Linked DNA regions of Homo sapiens: region 2 is linked to region 1. A link is a loop called in an ENCODE intact Hi-C map of the cell type or tissue named here. Cell type or tissue: OCI-LY7. All regions are shown on one strand.

Region 1 (8,000 bases):
CCACATAGAATAATGTATATAAAGTGCCTAACACAGCTCCTGGTACGCAGGAGGGGCTGGGTAAATGTGAGTCAAGTATGAACATCTAAACATCATAGGCCAGGTGGAAAGAACATCTAACAAAATCTATGAACTAAAACCACCTTGACTGGTTTTCAATAGACTACAGGACAATTTCCTCACTCTTATCAATTTTTTTCTCTTCTCTCTCCCGCTCTGGGATTCTTTAAAATGAAATACTGGCAGAGTTCAAAGCAAGGTTTGCCGAAGAAGACAGAGGCTTAGATTAGGAAAGAACAGAGCTCCTGGGCCAATGTCTCTAGAAGACGCTTCCTTTCTCACCTCTCCTCCCTGCAGCTGCCCGCCTGCCCTCAGATCTCCTAGCTCTTGAATGGATTTCTTATTAGGAAGCCAAAGCAGATAGGGGAAGCACAGAAAAAGAAGTGAATTGTCTACTAAATGAAAAGTCTTTTCCATTTGCTCAGAGCCCGGGTGTGGAAGCACTGGGGAATCTGGAGGTGGGTTGGCCATCTGTGCTGGCAAGTGAATTGCCTCAGGTCTGGTATCTGGGGAGTGGCCGAGGAGAGGGGAAGAGCGATAGAGACTTAGGCTTAGACTCTGGGGCCTGGGAGTGCTCTTGTCCTTCTAATCCCGAGAACTTGGAGGTGTGCCCAAACAAGTATCAGCTGCAAACATGGGCGTCATGGTCCTCTCTCACCTACAGAGCAATGTCAAGATATGCATATGTGTGTGTGCATGTTTGTGTGTGTGTGTGTGTGTGTGTGTGTGTGTGTAGTCACCGCTCCCATCTCCTCCTCTAACACTGCCCGTCTGAATGTCCCCCCACCCCATCACTCGGCAACTTTCCTCTTGGACGGGGGCAGGAGGTGGGCAGGCAGCTCGTTGGGCAGCTCGTGCCCCTCCAGCTTGACTTTGATGAGGTGGTTGGCCAGTGCAAACTCGTCGTCGTCCAGCATGCCATCCTTGTCAATGTCGGCCAGCTTCCAGATCTTGCCCAGCACACTGTTGGGCAGCTTGGAGCGCACCATCTCCTTCTTGGCATTAGCGCCTGTGATCTTGCCATCCACCGGTGACAGGGTGTAGAAGATCTCGTCGTACATGGGCTTGTCCCTGGCCACCACCCACTCAGCATCATCGATACCTTCTCCAGCCCCCTCCCCATAGCCATGCCCAAAGGGGCCGTGCAGGGTGCCCTCGAACGCTCCGCCCTTCACCATCTGGATGGGCCGCTGTGACTCCTCCTGGCGCACTAGCACCATGAGCTGGGCAATGTCATGGGCCAGCATGTCGTCCACTACCTCCAGCAGCTTGCTCTTCAGCGGCTGGAACTTGCTAAAGTCCTGGGCCTGCAGCTGGTCCTGGGAAGAGGAGGAGAGAGGATGAAGATAGGATACGATGAAAGGAGAGCCCTCCATTTATCACGTGCCTCCTATGAGCACCAGAATGTTCACAGCTGATCCCTTTCTACAATGAAAGACCTGTGACCTAGAGGCTCAGCTGATGGACATCACGTGGTAATCGAAGGTATGAGAGAGGAGGGGAATAAAGGCCCACTGGGCTGATGATGGGATTTTTCAGTAGGGGGTAGAAGGGTTGTAGGGGCTGGGGAAGAAAGGGAAATTTAACAAGTATTGGCATGATCTATTTATTTCAATCCCCTTCAATGTCATTCCAGAGAGGAAATCATTACATTTCTCTTTAAGTCAGTTTTGGCTATTGAATCATGTCTCTTGAATGCTGTACCTCTGAGACTGGGTCATGTGGGCCTCTACTTTAATAAGGGTTATACTGTACTTGAAAATCACCGCAAGTGCCTTCACTACATTACCTCGTTCACTCCCCCAGCGCCCTTCTGAGGTAGGAAAATCACATTCTATCCCCACTTAGTGAAAACAAAAACAAAAACCAAACAGGGCACAGGGTACTAAAACCAAATCATAACAGAAGCCAAAGGTCATCCCCAAATTATGGTTCTTAATCAGGATGCTCATCGGAGTCACCTGAGGAGAGTTTTCAAAATACAGTCATGTGCTGCATTACAATGTTTCAGTCAATGAGGGACCACACGTATGACGAGGGTCCCAGAAGACAATAAGGGAGCTGGGAAATTCCTGTTGCCTGGTGACATTGTAGCTACTGTACACAACACAACGCATTATGTGTTTGTGGTGATGCTGGTGTAAACAAACCTACTGTGCTGCCAGTGGTATAAAAATCTAGCACACACATTTCCATAGAGTACATAATACCGGATAATGATAACGGCTATGTTACTGGTTTATGTAAATATTTACTATACTGTACTTTTTATTGTTATTTTAGGGTGTATTCTTTCTACTTATTTAAAAAAAATGTTAACAGTAAAACAACCTCAGGCAGGCCCTTCAGGAGGAATTCCAGAAGAAGGCATTGTTATTACAGGAGATGACACCTCCATGTGTATTACTATCTCTCAAGACCTTCCAGTGGGACAAGATGTGGAGGTGAAGACAGCGAAACTGATGATGCTGACCCTGTGTAGGCCTAGACTAGCATGGGTGTTTGCATCTTAGTTTTTAGCACACACAAAAATAAAAAAGTAAAAAATAAATTTTTTTAAATAGAAAAAACTTATAGAATAAGGATATAAAGAAAATATTTGTGTATAGATATACAATGTACATTTTAAGCTAATTGTTACAACAAGAGTCAAAAACTTTGTAGGCTAGGCGCGGTGGCTCATGCCTGTAATCCCAGCACTTTGGGAGGCTGAGGCAGGCGGATCACGAGGTCAAGAGATCGAGACCATCCTGGCCAACATGGTGAAAACCCCGTCTCTACTAAAATTACAAAAAAAATTTAGCTGGGCATGGTGGCACATGCCTGTGGTCCCAGCTACTCGGGAGGCTGAGGAGAATCGCTTGAACCCAGAGTTGGAGGTTGCAGTGAGCCGAGATCGCGCCACTGCACTCTAGCCTAGCAACAGAGTGAGACTCTGTATCAAAAAAAAAAAAAAAAAAAAGTCTGTAAAGTAGAAATGTTAATTTATTATTGAAGAAAGAAAATGTTTCTAAAAATAAATATAGTGTAGCCTAAGTGTACAGTGTTTCTAAAGAAGTCTACAGCAGTGTACAGTGATGTCCTAGGCCTTCACACTCACTCACCACTCACTCACTGGCCCACCCAAAGCAACTTCCAGTTCTGCAAGCTCCATTCATGGTAAGTGCCCTGTACAAGTATACCACTGTTTATCTTTCATACTGTATTTTTACTGTACCATTTCTATGTTTAGATACACAAATACATGGTGTTACAATTGCCTACAGCCTTCAGTACAGTCACATGCTAGGTCTGTGGCCTAGAAGCAATAGGTCATCATACCATATAGTCCAGGTGTGTGGTAGGCCCTACCATGCAGGTTTGTGTATATACATTCTATGGTGTTCACACACAATGACAAAATCACCTAACAATGCATTACTGAGGATGTGTCCCTGTCATTAGCAAGGCATGACTGTCCCCGAGGGTTTGACACAGCAGGCACAGGCAGGCAGGTGGGCATGCCGATTTTGAAAGAGCTCCTCTTGCCTTCACATGACAACCCACACCACACCATAAAAGAAATATCTTCCACTTTGCAGGTCTCTGCAATTTTGAAAGTTTTCGAGTCTAGAACACCAACTTCTCCATGGCCTGTAGAGGGTGATAGGGTGACAGCTTTCTGCTCCTACCCTGGCTCTGGCCACCTAACTCTCCAGAAGCTGGGAAGAGGCCAGTACACAGGGTGAAGCACAGCTAGTCTGCTGCAGAAAAATGCAAAAAACACCCACAGCTTTCTAGGGCAAGTGTTAGCCTGGGTACTTCTCACCTCCTTCCTAGGGTGAGGCTGAGCCAGGAAGGCCTTAGGGCTGAAGGACTCCTGGAGGAGGAGCAGACAGGGCCCTATCTCCCACCCCTCAGAGCATCACGTCCCAAGGTCCTCCCACCTCTCATTCCTCCTGTCCCTCCCAGCCTGCTCACATCTAGGTATGTTTGGTGGGCTCCCATGCAGGGGTCCCAGTATCAACTAGGGGGCATGGTGGGTGCTCCCATTACCCTACGATGGACACCCACACAGGACAGCTGTTTACATTGTGGATTCAGCATATTGAACTGCAGAACAGAATATTGAACTGGCAAACAAATGAGGTGAGAATCTTTGTTTTGAAAGAATTCCTCACATTAAAACTGGGGTCTTAGGGTCCCTTTCAAATGTTATCTTCCCAAATGTTTGCTTACAAATCATTAAATTCTTAACAAAAGCAGAAGCGAAGAGCTGAAGTGCTCCAAGTCAAGGACCGGGAAACCCGCAAAACAAAAGCAATGCTGGTTAGTGAATGGCTCGTGGTAGGTGGTTATATGAGTGAATGGACACATGAACAAATTCCAAATACTTGGAATGTATATTTTTTTCTTTTTCTTCTGCCGGATAGGAAACTAAAAATGCCTATTGAGGACTATAGTGATGTTATGAAAAACCTAGATTTAAACTGAGAAACTGATTCCCAAGCTAAAGATCAAAACAAGAGCAACAGCATCTATTAAGTGCTTCTGTGGCTGCTATTTTTTGATTTTTCTAATTCCCTAATTTTTTTATTTTTTGAGATGGAGTCTTTCTCTGTTGCCCAGGCTAAAGTGCAGTGGCACAATCTTGGCTCACTGCAACCTCTGACTCCTGGGTTCAAGTGATTCTCATGCCTCAGCCTCCCGAGTAGCTGGGATTACAGGTGCTTGCCACCATGCCCAGTTAATTTTTTTGTAGTTTTATTACAAGTTTTGCCATGTTGGCCAGGCTGGTCTCGAACTCCTGGCCTCAGGTGATCTGCCCGCCTCGGCTTCCCAAACTGCTGGGATTACAGGCGTGAGCCACTGTGCCTGGCCTCTAATTTCCTAATTCTAGAATCATAAGAAGTTGCAAACATTGTACAGTGGGTGGGTGCTTTGTGCTCAGCACCCACCTCCCTCTGCCCACCTAATGATTTGCTACTGTGTACTAAGGGCATAGTCTGTCTGGCTTTGTGCTAAGGGCTTTGCAAAGATTATCTCACTGATGCTCACAACACCTGTATAAGGCGTGATTTTGTAGCTTCAGTTTACAGATGAGGAAATGGAGGCTCAGAGGATCCAGTCAATGTTGTGGTTTCCTGCTTGGACCTTTGGGCCCAGCTCCTGGCTCTTCTTCTTGTGGCCTATGTGAATGCTACACTCAGAAAATGCTGAGACCTCTGTTTCTTCTGTAAAAAGGCAGATGAAAAATGCCTCCCTCTGATGAGTGCTTTGGGGAAAACCGTAAGAAACCATGTGTGATGGCCACTGGCCCAAGATAGGCACCTGCAATAGGACCCAAAGATGACGAGTTCCCGTGTGCACTTCTGCCTCCCCGAAGCTCGTGTCCCAGATTGCTCACAAGGGGGACCTCAGATGTAAACTCGAGCACTTTAAGAGCCTGGAGAACCTTGGTCAGGTGACCCATCCCACTGCACCAGAGATGGTGGGGACGTCAAGCCTGTGGTGGCTGTGACTAGAGAAGGTCATTAACTGGAGGTGTCAGCCCCCCAGCATCATCTAACACACCTGCACCACTGGGGCGGTGGGCTCCGTGTTTCTCCCCAGGCCCAGACATGGCCCCTGTTGGGCCAGTGATGGCCCAGCTAGGAGTGTAGATCCAGGGCCACCTCCTTGCCTGCAGATTCTGGGCGGGGTTCTCCCTGGGGGGCTCCAAGAGTGGCCTCCTCCATACTCAGGCTGCTCAGCCAGCTCTCGGGACACTGTCCCTTGTCTTAGAGACCCCAGCCCTCGCTACCTGCATCCTCTTCAGATTGGGGAAGTCCCCAGGTGAGATCTGGTGCTCCCGCTCGATCCGGCCATAGATCTCGGCCAGGTTGTTGACCAGCTCCTTCTTCTTGTTGTCCTTCCCGAACACCGAGGGCATCTCCTTCTTCAGAGAGCTGATGATGTAGGCGTGGACCTGACAAACAGGGCCAGAGAGAAGCCTTCACATCAAGACCCTGGACGGTCCCTTCCTTCTAGGATGGCTCTTGCATCATTCCTTCCCCTACATCCCTCCCGCCTCCTCCTGCTCCTACTTTTGAAATAATTTCTACCTCTACCCTCATGGCTCCATGTTGCTTGCAGGGCTGGGCTGTTTTTCTATGTTATGTGGGCAAGGTGAGGTTGTGGGGAGCTATGGTCAAGGCAGGGTGAGGTGGTCATGTTGCTGCTGCTGAAGGCAATACCAGCAGCTGACAGTTGCTGAGCATCTCTGAAGGTGCCAGACACTGTGATGAGGGCTTTGAGACTCTTTATTTCACTTTATCCTCCAACAACCCCTTCATTTTACAGATGCAAACAGAGGCACAGAGAGACTAAAGGCCTTGCCAAGGCTGGGAATCCCACAGACAGTAAACAATGGAGTCAGTTCCAATCTGGCCATCTGACCTGAGAGCTTGTAACCATGGCTCCCGCACTGTCCTGCCCCTTGGTGTCACACACATGATGCACTGGCTGTTGGAGGCAGCAACCCTCAGCTCGTGCAGCTGACCCCAAACTCTGGGCCCCTGCCCAAGCTGCCCACCTCCCAGGGGGCTGCCTCACCTTGGCCAGCCTGGCCCTTTTGATGAGGTCGTTGAGCTTGCGCAGGGCAGCATTTCGGGGCAGACTCTGGATGTCCCTGAATAGGTCCTGTTCCTCAGCCTCAAAGAGCTTCCGGTTGTCAGGGATGAGGAGGGGGTGGGACCAGAAGGAGCCGATGTAGACCCGGATCACCTCTGGGGTGTTCACGATCTTCCCCAAGGACCACATGAGGGCCCCGTACACCCGCATCAGCTGCTGCGTCTCGATCTGGTCAGCTTTGTTCAGCACCACTCGCATCTTGTCCTCGTGGTTCTTGAGGGCTTTGATGACTTCTGAGAACTCATCAGAGATGTCCAGTTTGTGGGCATCGAAGAGCAGAATGATGCGGTCAACCCGCTCGGCAAACCACTCAAGGACAGCTGCAAAGTCATACCCTGCCGGCAGAGGGACAATCAGGGGCTGGGGCCTTTGGGGTATAGGGTAGGGGTTTGGAGAAGCAGTCGGGTGTGGTAGAAATAACACAGTCTTGGGAGTCAGATCTAAGTTTAAATCCTGGCTCCTCCACATTTTAACTGTTTGGACTCCAGCAAATTACTCAATGTCTCATAGAATTTTTTTCGTCTAAAAATACTGTTAAATACTAAAATAATATGAATACCTAGTTAATAGAACTATGAAGATTAAATACTCTTAGAATCCGGCACTTAGTAGGTGCTCAGTAAATGCTAGTTACTTTTTTTTTTGAGACGGAGTCTTGCTCTCTCACCCAGGCTGGAGTGTAGTGGCACTGCCTCTGCTCACTGCAACCTCTGCCTCCTGGGGTCAAGTGATTTTCCTGCCTCAGCCTCCCGAGTAGCTGGGATTACAGGCATGCGCCACCATGCCCGTCTAATTTTTGTGTTTTTAGTAGAGACAGGTTTAACCATGTTAGCCAGGCTGAGTCTTGAACTCCTGACCTCAGGTGATGCGCCTGCCTTGGCCTCCCAAAGTGCTGGGATTATAGGTGTGAGCCACCGCCCCCAGCCAGCCACTGCGCCTGGCCTAGTAACTCTTATTAACGTCATTATTTCCATACCAGCTCCCCTATCCGTGCTTACTGTATTTAGCAGCCCGCTGGAAAAGAAAGTCTGGACACCTAATCTGACACAAAGACCCAGAAATTCTTTCTAAGGTCTGAAAACAATGAAACACTAAAAAGTAGATACTGATGATGGTTCAGACCATGCCTGTCACTGGTCTGGAAGAAATCTGCAATTCTTGTTATAAAAACATCTTGTTCTCACTCAGGCTCTTTCCTTTGTAATCAGCTGCAGCACAAAATTCCCAACTCTTGAAACCACAAGGGGTTTCTTCCTTAGGATGTGACTGGAACTCTGGCCACCCGCATC
Region 2 (8,000 bases), 93 kb after region 1:
GGATGGGGAGGCCCAGATGAGACGTGGGTCTGAACTGACCATCATTTGCTTTCCCAACATGTCCAGTGGATGATGATGGCACTGTACTCCTGAGAAGGCTGAGTCTCACCTGCCCTCACTGAAGACTCTGCATGTGGCCCAAGAGCAGCCTTTGGCTGAGACCAACCCATGCCCACCCTACTTACTGATCTTCAGGACAGCCTCACTAGCCGTCACCTTCTCAGCTGGGAAGGTTTCTCTTCTGCAGCCCTCCCCGTGCATGGCCAGCATGCAGAAAGGGAAGGGAGGAAGTAAAGATTACATCAGATTTGTAAAAGCTAGCCATCCTTCCCTGAGGCCACAACCTTGTCACAAGCGGAGATGTTACCTGACATGGCCTAAGCATTCTGACTCCAGAGCTGGTGTGGTTAGCCTCCATACAACACTGCCTCTGTGGCTGCAAACTCAAGTGACTTTAGACATGCCACATGTTCTCACATGGTGGGGTAATCATCTAGGTTTTAAGGTCTGAAATGGGAATGATATATCCTTAGACATTTAGTCCCAGCATCTGCAAATTGATAGAGACATAGGCTAAGTTTCAGCTGTTTGGGGATGGGGTCAGGGATATAGTGGGCTTTCAGAAACACAGACAGTAAGAGAATTGGCAGAGTCCAGGTGGGGTGGGCTGGCTCTGGCATCTGAGGTCATGGGGTAGTCTTCTTCTGACAATATCTCCGTATGATTGGATCTGGGGCAACCTAGTAGATTTAAAACACCTGAGTTCTCAAAGGGCTTCCTGCTTGTGACAGGTGTGTCTATTTGCTTGATATATAGACTATCAGATCCATTTCAAATCTGTCCAGAAATTCTCTGTCTATCTACTTCAAAGGACAAAAACAAACCCATGCTAAATTATAGAGTCAATCAGTGGGTGGTTGGTATATCTGATTTTTTGAACTACCATGAAACACCTTGTTTATGTCATCCCTCTCAACCAAGAATACAGGTGCAAAACCAGAACAATGGCCTTTTTCCAAAGTCTATGCAATTTATTCATAAGTTAGCACCTCAGAGCCATTTATTACTACAGGTTGAGCATCCCAAATCTGAAAACCCCAAATCTGAAATACTCCAAAATCTAAAATTTCTGAGAGTAGACATGAAACTCAAAGGAAATAGGGGCATTTTGGATTTTGAATTTTTGGGTTTGAGGTGTTCAACTGACAAGTCTATAATGCAGATATCCTGAAATCTGAAACACTTCTGGTCCCAAGCATTTTAGTTAAGAGATAGTCAACCTGTATTCTATTTAATCTTAATTTACAAACAATTCTAACAAACATGGCTGTTTGATTTCCAACTCCATAGCAGACTCAGGAAGGAAGCTGAATGAAGAGATAAAAGTGTGTCCATTGGCAGAGGACTAAAGGAGATTTGAGCACCTGTCAGATGGGTACTGTACCAGAAGAAAGGAGCACTTTGAAAGCGTAGCTTATGGGGTAGGAAAGTATTTTATTTAGGAAAAAAAACCCTTCATTTATTCCAAATGATAAAATGTAAAATGGGTTTCCATAAAGTGCCAGATACATGAGATGTTGTTGATTTTATAAATGATGATCATGTATTTACAGCCTTTTACAGTTTTTTATATCCATTGACTTATTTGTGTCTTTGTCTTTAAAATCTGCCATTGCAAATAGCTGTTTTAATAAACCAATTTTGCCTTGGCCCCTGAAGGCAGTTTTGGAGATATTTTTGGGTGATGGGAGGGTGACACCATGATCCTACTCATGACATTTAGACTATAGTGTGCTGGCTGTGTTGGTGCAGATAGATCTATCTCCACATTGATTAAGCCTGAGAGCCCCTCTGGTGACTTCTCAGTGGGTGGTTTGAGTGGTCCTACATCACTCAGGTGCTAGCCTCACTCTCCTGAGTCTAGGTATCTGCACTGTGGCAACTCAAAGATGACCTGTCTTTGCTGACACCCTTCCTCCAGATTCTCTCCTATACCCCCAAAGCTGAGTACTGAAGACCAGGGGGCAGAGCAATCTCCCCACTCCCACCACGCTTCCCCATCTTCTGTCACTCCAGGGGAAGCAGGGGCGGGAAAATAGAGATCTGGGGCAGGAGAAACTGGGCAAGCACCAGGGTGAAGTCAGCTGAAGGGCTGAGAGTTGACCATCAGCAGTTCTGGAATATCGAAAGCAGAAAGTCTGCCATGAATAAGAAAAAGTGGAAAGTGCAGCCAAGGAGGAGTGAGAAATCACCTGCCAGTGCCAAGGAGGGTGAGGTCAAGGAATCCAGAGGTTGGGTTGTCAAGTCCAGCCCACGCAGGGAAAGCATATCAAAGTGAGGCCTGTTCCAGGCTGTCACAATCTCAGGAAAACAGGACTCTACCTGAACAAGAGGAGATGAAAATACCTACCATTTATTTATCCCTGGTCTTGTTTCTTCTTTCATGTTTTGTATAAAACTTCAGTTATCCAAAGAGAACCTTCTAGATTGCAGATGTGGCCTGGAGCAAGGCACTTCCTGGCTGACTGTAAATAGCACTGTTTTCCTGCCATTGCTGTATTGAGTTAGAGAAATGATTTTGGCTTCCAGGATTTTGAACCTGATGTTTCCCCAATGAAGTATATGTATTTAGATTTATAATGAAGGAAAGGAGGAAATGAGTGTTGTGGGTGATGAGTAGGTAAAAGCGGGCATCATGGAGAAGCAGGCTGTGTATCAAGCTCTCAGGATCTCTGCAAAGATGGTCCTTTGGGGTCACTGGTCTCAGGTCCTGGGTTACCATCTTTTCTCCAGTGTCCTGAGGACAGAGAGGCTACCAAATCCAACAGAAATGAAAGAGAAGAGAGGTGAGAAGATGCACTCTAGCTGTGTGACATTGGACCTCAGTTTATTCATTTGTAAAATGGAGCCCAAATGCCTCCATTCCTGGGTCATTGTGAAGATTAGATAATGCCAGCAGGCTGTAGGCACCCAATGAATGAAGCTCCAATTTTTCCCCTGAGGTAGAACAAGTAATTTCTACAGCTACTATTACTTATTTTTATTTTGGTTTTTAGAGGACATAGTGAAACACCCATGGTTTTATGCTCTATTTCTCTTTTCCTCATCTTCTTCCACATCCTCTTTCTGAATGTATCAAACTACTTCCTTGAAGTGGGGCACCAGGAGGGCCACTCCAGTCTCCAATGCAGGGACTCAGGGGCAGGGATCTCTGAGAAAGTGGCCATCTCGTTATTAAAGCTCTGTCCTCTGCTTCCCTCTCACCTCAGAAGCAGCCCGTTTATTCAACAGAGCTCCAGGTTGCCAGCTAGGGGTTTTCGGGACCATAGACCAAGCAACCCCGAGAGACTGAGTACTGACCTGCAGTTGTTCCAGAAACTCTGCTGGGAATTAGGTTGTGACCTAGAAGTGAACTGACACTAACAGTGAGAAGGCAGGGTAAGAATGCAGTCTAGAGCGCAACCTTTCTCCACTAGACTTGTAAGTAATTTAAGTGAATCCTGTCCCCCTGGGGTTCTATCCTGGCTGGCTCTGCTGGTGAACTTGACTGGCCAGCATAGGGCACTTGATGAGACCCTGGAATGCTGAGGCCAGTTGGGCAGCAAGCTTTCACCTCATCCTTCTGCCCATCTATCCAGCCATTCAAACATTCATTCGCCTGAAGACATTTATCAAGCTCCTGCAATGGGTCAGGCATCTGCTAGGCACTGGGGACACAGAGCTCACAGTCTCCTGGAGGGGGTGAGAGATGACTGACAGGTGGTCTGTGGTGCAGTGTGACCTGGGAATGCACACAGTACTGTGGAAACACGGGAGAGGCATCTAGCACAACCTGAGAGGGCCAGGGGAGGCTTCCTGGCAGGTTTCCCTTTAACCATCTTAAGGGAAAGAGGCACTAGGTAGGAAAATAAAGGGACAGTGGTGTCCCAGACAGAGGGCACTCTACATGGAAAAAAAAAAAAAAAAGAAGACACTAAAGCAAGGGATGAAATGGAGTGCTTGGAACACAGCAAGAGATTCAGAGAAGCCAGAACTTATCTCTGTTGCAAGAAAACCAAGGCTGCTGGGGCAGGCAAGGGCTGATCCCTGCAGGATCTGCCATGGAGTCTGGGTCCTTTCTTGAGAGGCTGAGCCATCATCCAAGAAGTCTAAGCCTGGTCATGAGATGCCCAATCCTTTCCTCTACACCAGAAAGGCTAGGAAGTTAACAGAGTACAGGGGGAGGGAGGTTCAATTCCCTACATTGGCCCTTAGTTCAGGGGACCTTGATCAAATAGCTTAACCTTTTTGAATCTCTACAGCTTCATCAGTCACATGGTGATGACAATATCGACCTCATAGGGCTCTAATGCAGGCTAGATGAAGTAACATATGTGAGCATTTATGGCATTTGGCAGTGCACTTAAAAACGGTGAACTCCACAGACTTCTTTGTGGGGAGGGCACCTTCCTTCCCACTTTTGTGGTATGTGCAGTGGCTTATGTCAACGCTAGGTGGTGCACGATCCCCACACCAGGACATCTTCCAGCTACAGGACCACAGATGACAGTTTCAGCACAAGCTCTTCTGGGAAACCCTGGCTAATGGAATACCTTGCCAGCCAGACTCAGCCCAAAAGGCCAGCTTCAGCCTCACATGGATTCACTTGTCTCTCCTTGTCTCTTTTTTCTGACTAGTGTTTAATTTATGTACTGTACTCTATTTTATATATTGCATTTGTTTCTGAAATTTCTTTCATTTACTTAAGTGCTCAGCTGAAGTGCATCTCCTTGAGGGATATAGCGGCACCCAGCCCATACATCCTGGCATCACAGCACCTGGTTTAGCACATAGCTCATGTTTAATATTTACCAATTTAATGAATGAATGACTTTAAAGTAATTCAGGTGAATCCTGTCATTTAAAAAGTCAGTCTCTACTCAAGTTGCTAACTGAAAATATCAATATATAAGGTTTGCCTAAAGAGACATGTGACTTCTCACTAAAGGGTCCCTCTCTGGTGGCCTAAAGTTTAGAGTCATTCTGATGCCAAATGGCAGGTCCTGACTGAAGAGGCAGTTCAAACCATCACAGATGCCCTCTGAACACGTTCTTCATATCCCGAAATTCAAGATACTAGGGCATCACTTTCTTTTACCCATTCAGAATTCCTTCTCCTGGGAGGATCAACCATTGGGTCAAGTTCCTGAACCTTTTGCTTTCAGGTCGCAAATCACAGAGTGAGTGGTGGGAGGTGGGTGGTCCTGGGCCAGACCCAGGCTCGGGAGAGGCCTGGTATTTAAGCCCCATGCTGGCTCCTGTCTTTATCTTCCATTTTAAGCCTGGGCTTGCATGGTTTCTCCCACTTGCAGAAGAAAATTATGCCAGAAGCCGCATAGCTCAAGACAGGTAGGGTGGGGTGTTGGAAAGGGCAGGCCTCACCTTGACGAGGGGTCTGGGTATTTTTGGTTCTTAAAAGCCATCCATGGAGGCTTCAACAAGTTCCCTAACTTCTGAATTCATCTATTTTAAAAAGCAATTGTGTGCTATTAGAGGGGGTTGGACTGTATAACTTCTAAATCTGCATCTGCCTGGAGATAGCAAATTTGCCAAGAGCACAGGCTGGCCTTTACAAAGGTGCCCGCCTAAGTCCAGCTGTGTCAGTTACCTTTGGCGAGTCGCCACTGTTTGACTCTGTGGTCCAGAGGCCCCTGTGAGGATCTCGTGCCACCACACACATAAGCTGATTGGCATCATGCCGGGCTTCAATGTGTGGTTCACTGTTACCCTTCACAGCCATGTTAACTGCACAGGAGAGTCCCACCTCCACTCTCCAATGGTCTGGGAGGACCTTTCTTCAATAGGGGAGAAGCCAAGTGGTTTCTGAACCAGAGAAAACCGGGCGCTACCATCCTCTGGTGCCTGAAATCCGAGCTTCAGCTCTGCTTGGAAACATCTATTTGAGGACTTTTGGACAAAGGAATCATTTCCCAGAAGGGATCTCTTGGCCAGATGAAATAATTAAAGTGATCCTTGTTTTTAGTTTGACTTCCACTAGCCTCACATGAAGTCTCACCTGAGGGGGAGCCTCACCAAGTGTGATGTTCCTGTCATCCAGCTATCGAGACCCCTTGGGTCATTGGCAGCAACAGCAAGAGGCAGCTCTGCAGAAGCTGTGCAGCCAGCAGCAGCAGCAGCACACACACAAGCAGCCCTGGTGGCCCAGGCTGCGGGACCCCAGGCCAGCCCCCTCCACTCCTTCACCCTTAGTATCACACACCGTTGGAGAAGTGGGCCCACGTCAGGCCCTGCGGAAGGCTGCCTGGTGCACAAACGCTTACTCCTCTTTCAAGTGGCTTTGGGTTCCTTGGTTGCAGCTTTGCTGGTTGACTCATACAGAACATTCTTTCCCTGGTCCTTGGCTTCCTTGACAAGGGAGGACTCAGAGATTGTTAGAGTGCCCTTAGCATGGGGTTTAATGCTGAGAGGACTATGGTGTTCTCAGGGTGCAGATGCTCTTCTGCTCAAACTGCTGCCCTTCTGCCTAAGCAGATAAGCTTCTGGAGGGACTGAGCTGCAAGGAAGCCTCCTGTGGACTCCCATTGTGGAATAAAGACCATGCAGTGAGGTCTGCAGGCATTGACTGGAATAGGCCCTGTGAGATTGCTGCTCAGGCCTGCTTATTGCTGCAGCTCCTTTCTCTGGGATGTATGTGTGTGTGTGTGTGAGCCTGTGTGTGTGTGTGTGTGTGTGTGTGTGTGTGTGTCTTATACCCAGGGTACCAGAAGTGATAGCTTCTTCAGATCAGACTGTACAAGGCTCAGGAGTCAGAAGAGTTGGGGGTCCTTAAGGGAGTGAAAATAACCCAGGGGTGGGCTGGTAAAACTGGAAATACACTTGACCAGGGGCGAGAGGACTGGGATGCACGTCCTCTCTGCCACCAAATGGATGTGTGCTTGTGGCCTGTGGAAAGTCATTTAACCTCTGAGCCTTAGTGTGCTCATCTTCTGAATTGGGATGTTAACTCCTGCCTCGTGGGACGGTGGCAAAGATGAAATAAGATTGTGAATGTGAAAGACCTTTGCAGACTGCAAAGTGGAGTTCAGAATTGGGGGTTACTATTCTAGTAAACAGACCTGGTGTAATGTGCACTGGCTGGGCTTGGAATGTTGGATTCTGATCTAGTAAATAAAAAAAAAAAAAACAAATCAGGAGGATAATTGAAACTAATAGTAGAAGCAAATGGCTTGTGAGCCATGTTAGGCATAGATAAAGGACGTGATGTGTATGTGTGTATGCACAGATAGGAAGGGATGAAGGAGCTGAGTGGGCACTGAATATTCATGACACACACTAAATATACATGAGGTACATGAAGCACCAAGTGTTCAGGTTACATCAACCACACGCGAGACCCATGAGGCACTCAATATTCAGTGAGCCACCCATTGGCAATGCCATGAGCCCCTAGAAATACAGATAAACACCCATGGCTTTCAGCAGATAAATTGATAAGCTACATCTGTGGCCAGTCGTACTTGTCCCATGTCTCTCTGATGGGATTGGGCCCCAGGCACCATCTGTCTTTTGTGCCCCTTGCTCAGACCTCAGCTCTGGTATTTGTAATCACACCATGAGCAGGAAGTGCTGGTGGAGTTCAGGACATGTAAGCATGGCATGACTCAGGGTGACATATGTTTTCCTTCTGTCCTCTCTTACAATGTTCTAAGTGTGTTGTCCCACCCTGTCCCTCTCCCCTTGCTTCTTGCTGTATGTTTTAAATTGACCTATCACCTATGTGATCTCAGCCCCTTTGGTCTCTGAGCCCATCTGTTTGGTCACCAGAACAGCTAGTTGGTAGTAGACATGGAGGATACCATTATTGCAAGGTCACTTCCCCCCATGACACTTGGGGCCAGAACCTGGGAGCTGGAGCTCAGGGCAGTAGAGCTGTTTACTTCCAATTGTCTGGCTTGGCTTCTGAGATGTGAGTGTTGTGTCTATAGGTGTGTGAGGGTGCA

Evidence for each region. Peaks named below come from ENCODE experiments on the same cell type or tissue, not always from the same donor. Only the 100,000 strongest peaks of a DNase experiment are listed, where the experiment ranks them.
Region 2: a loop joins it to region 1, with 6 times the contacts of the local background. A loop is called at or near these places in 3 of 110 quality-filtered maps.

The regions. Positions count from the first base shown.
Region 1 is chr2:31,259,556-31,267,555 of GRCh38, reverse strand. It overlaps EHD3 (EH domain containing 3), which reads right to left. Exons shown (of 6, transcript NM_014600.3): 4 at 6,634-7,046; 5 at 5,843-6,007; 6 at 1-1,379. The coding sequence ends at 852. LOC124905983 (a long non-coding RNA gene) reads left to right here and starts at 1,616. Exons shown (of 4, transcript XR_007086270.1): 1 at 1,616-4,188. In OCI-LY7, CTCF peaks have their summits at 3,507 and 3,706 (motif pointing right); a DNase peak (open chromatin) is centred at 3,695.
Region 2 is chr2:31,166,774-31,174,773 of GRCh38, reverse strand. CAPN14 (calpain 14) reads left to right here. Exons shown (of 22, transcript NM_001145122.2): 22 at 67-1,718. The coding sequence ends at 93. Among named protein-coding and RNA genes, the nearest start is that of GALNT14, 32 kb to the right of the region's middle. In OCI-LY7, CTCF peaks have their summits at 4,264 and 4,491; a DNase peak (open chromatin) is centred at 4,503.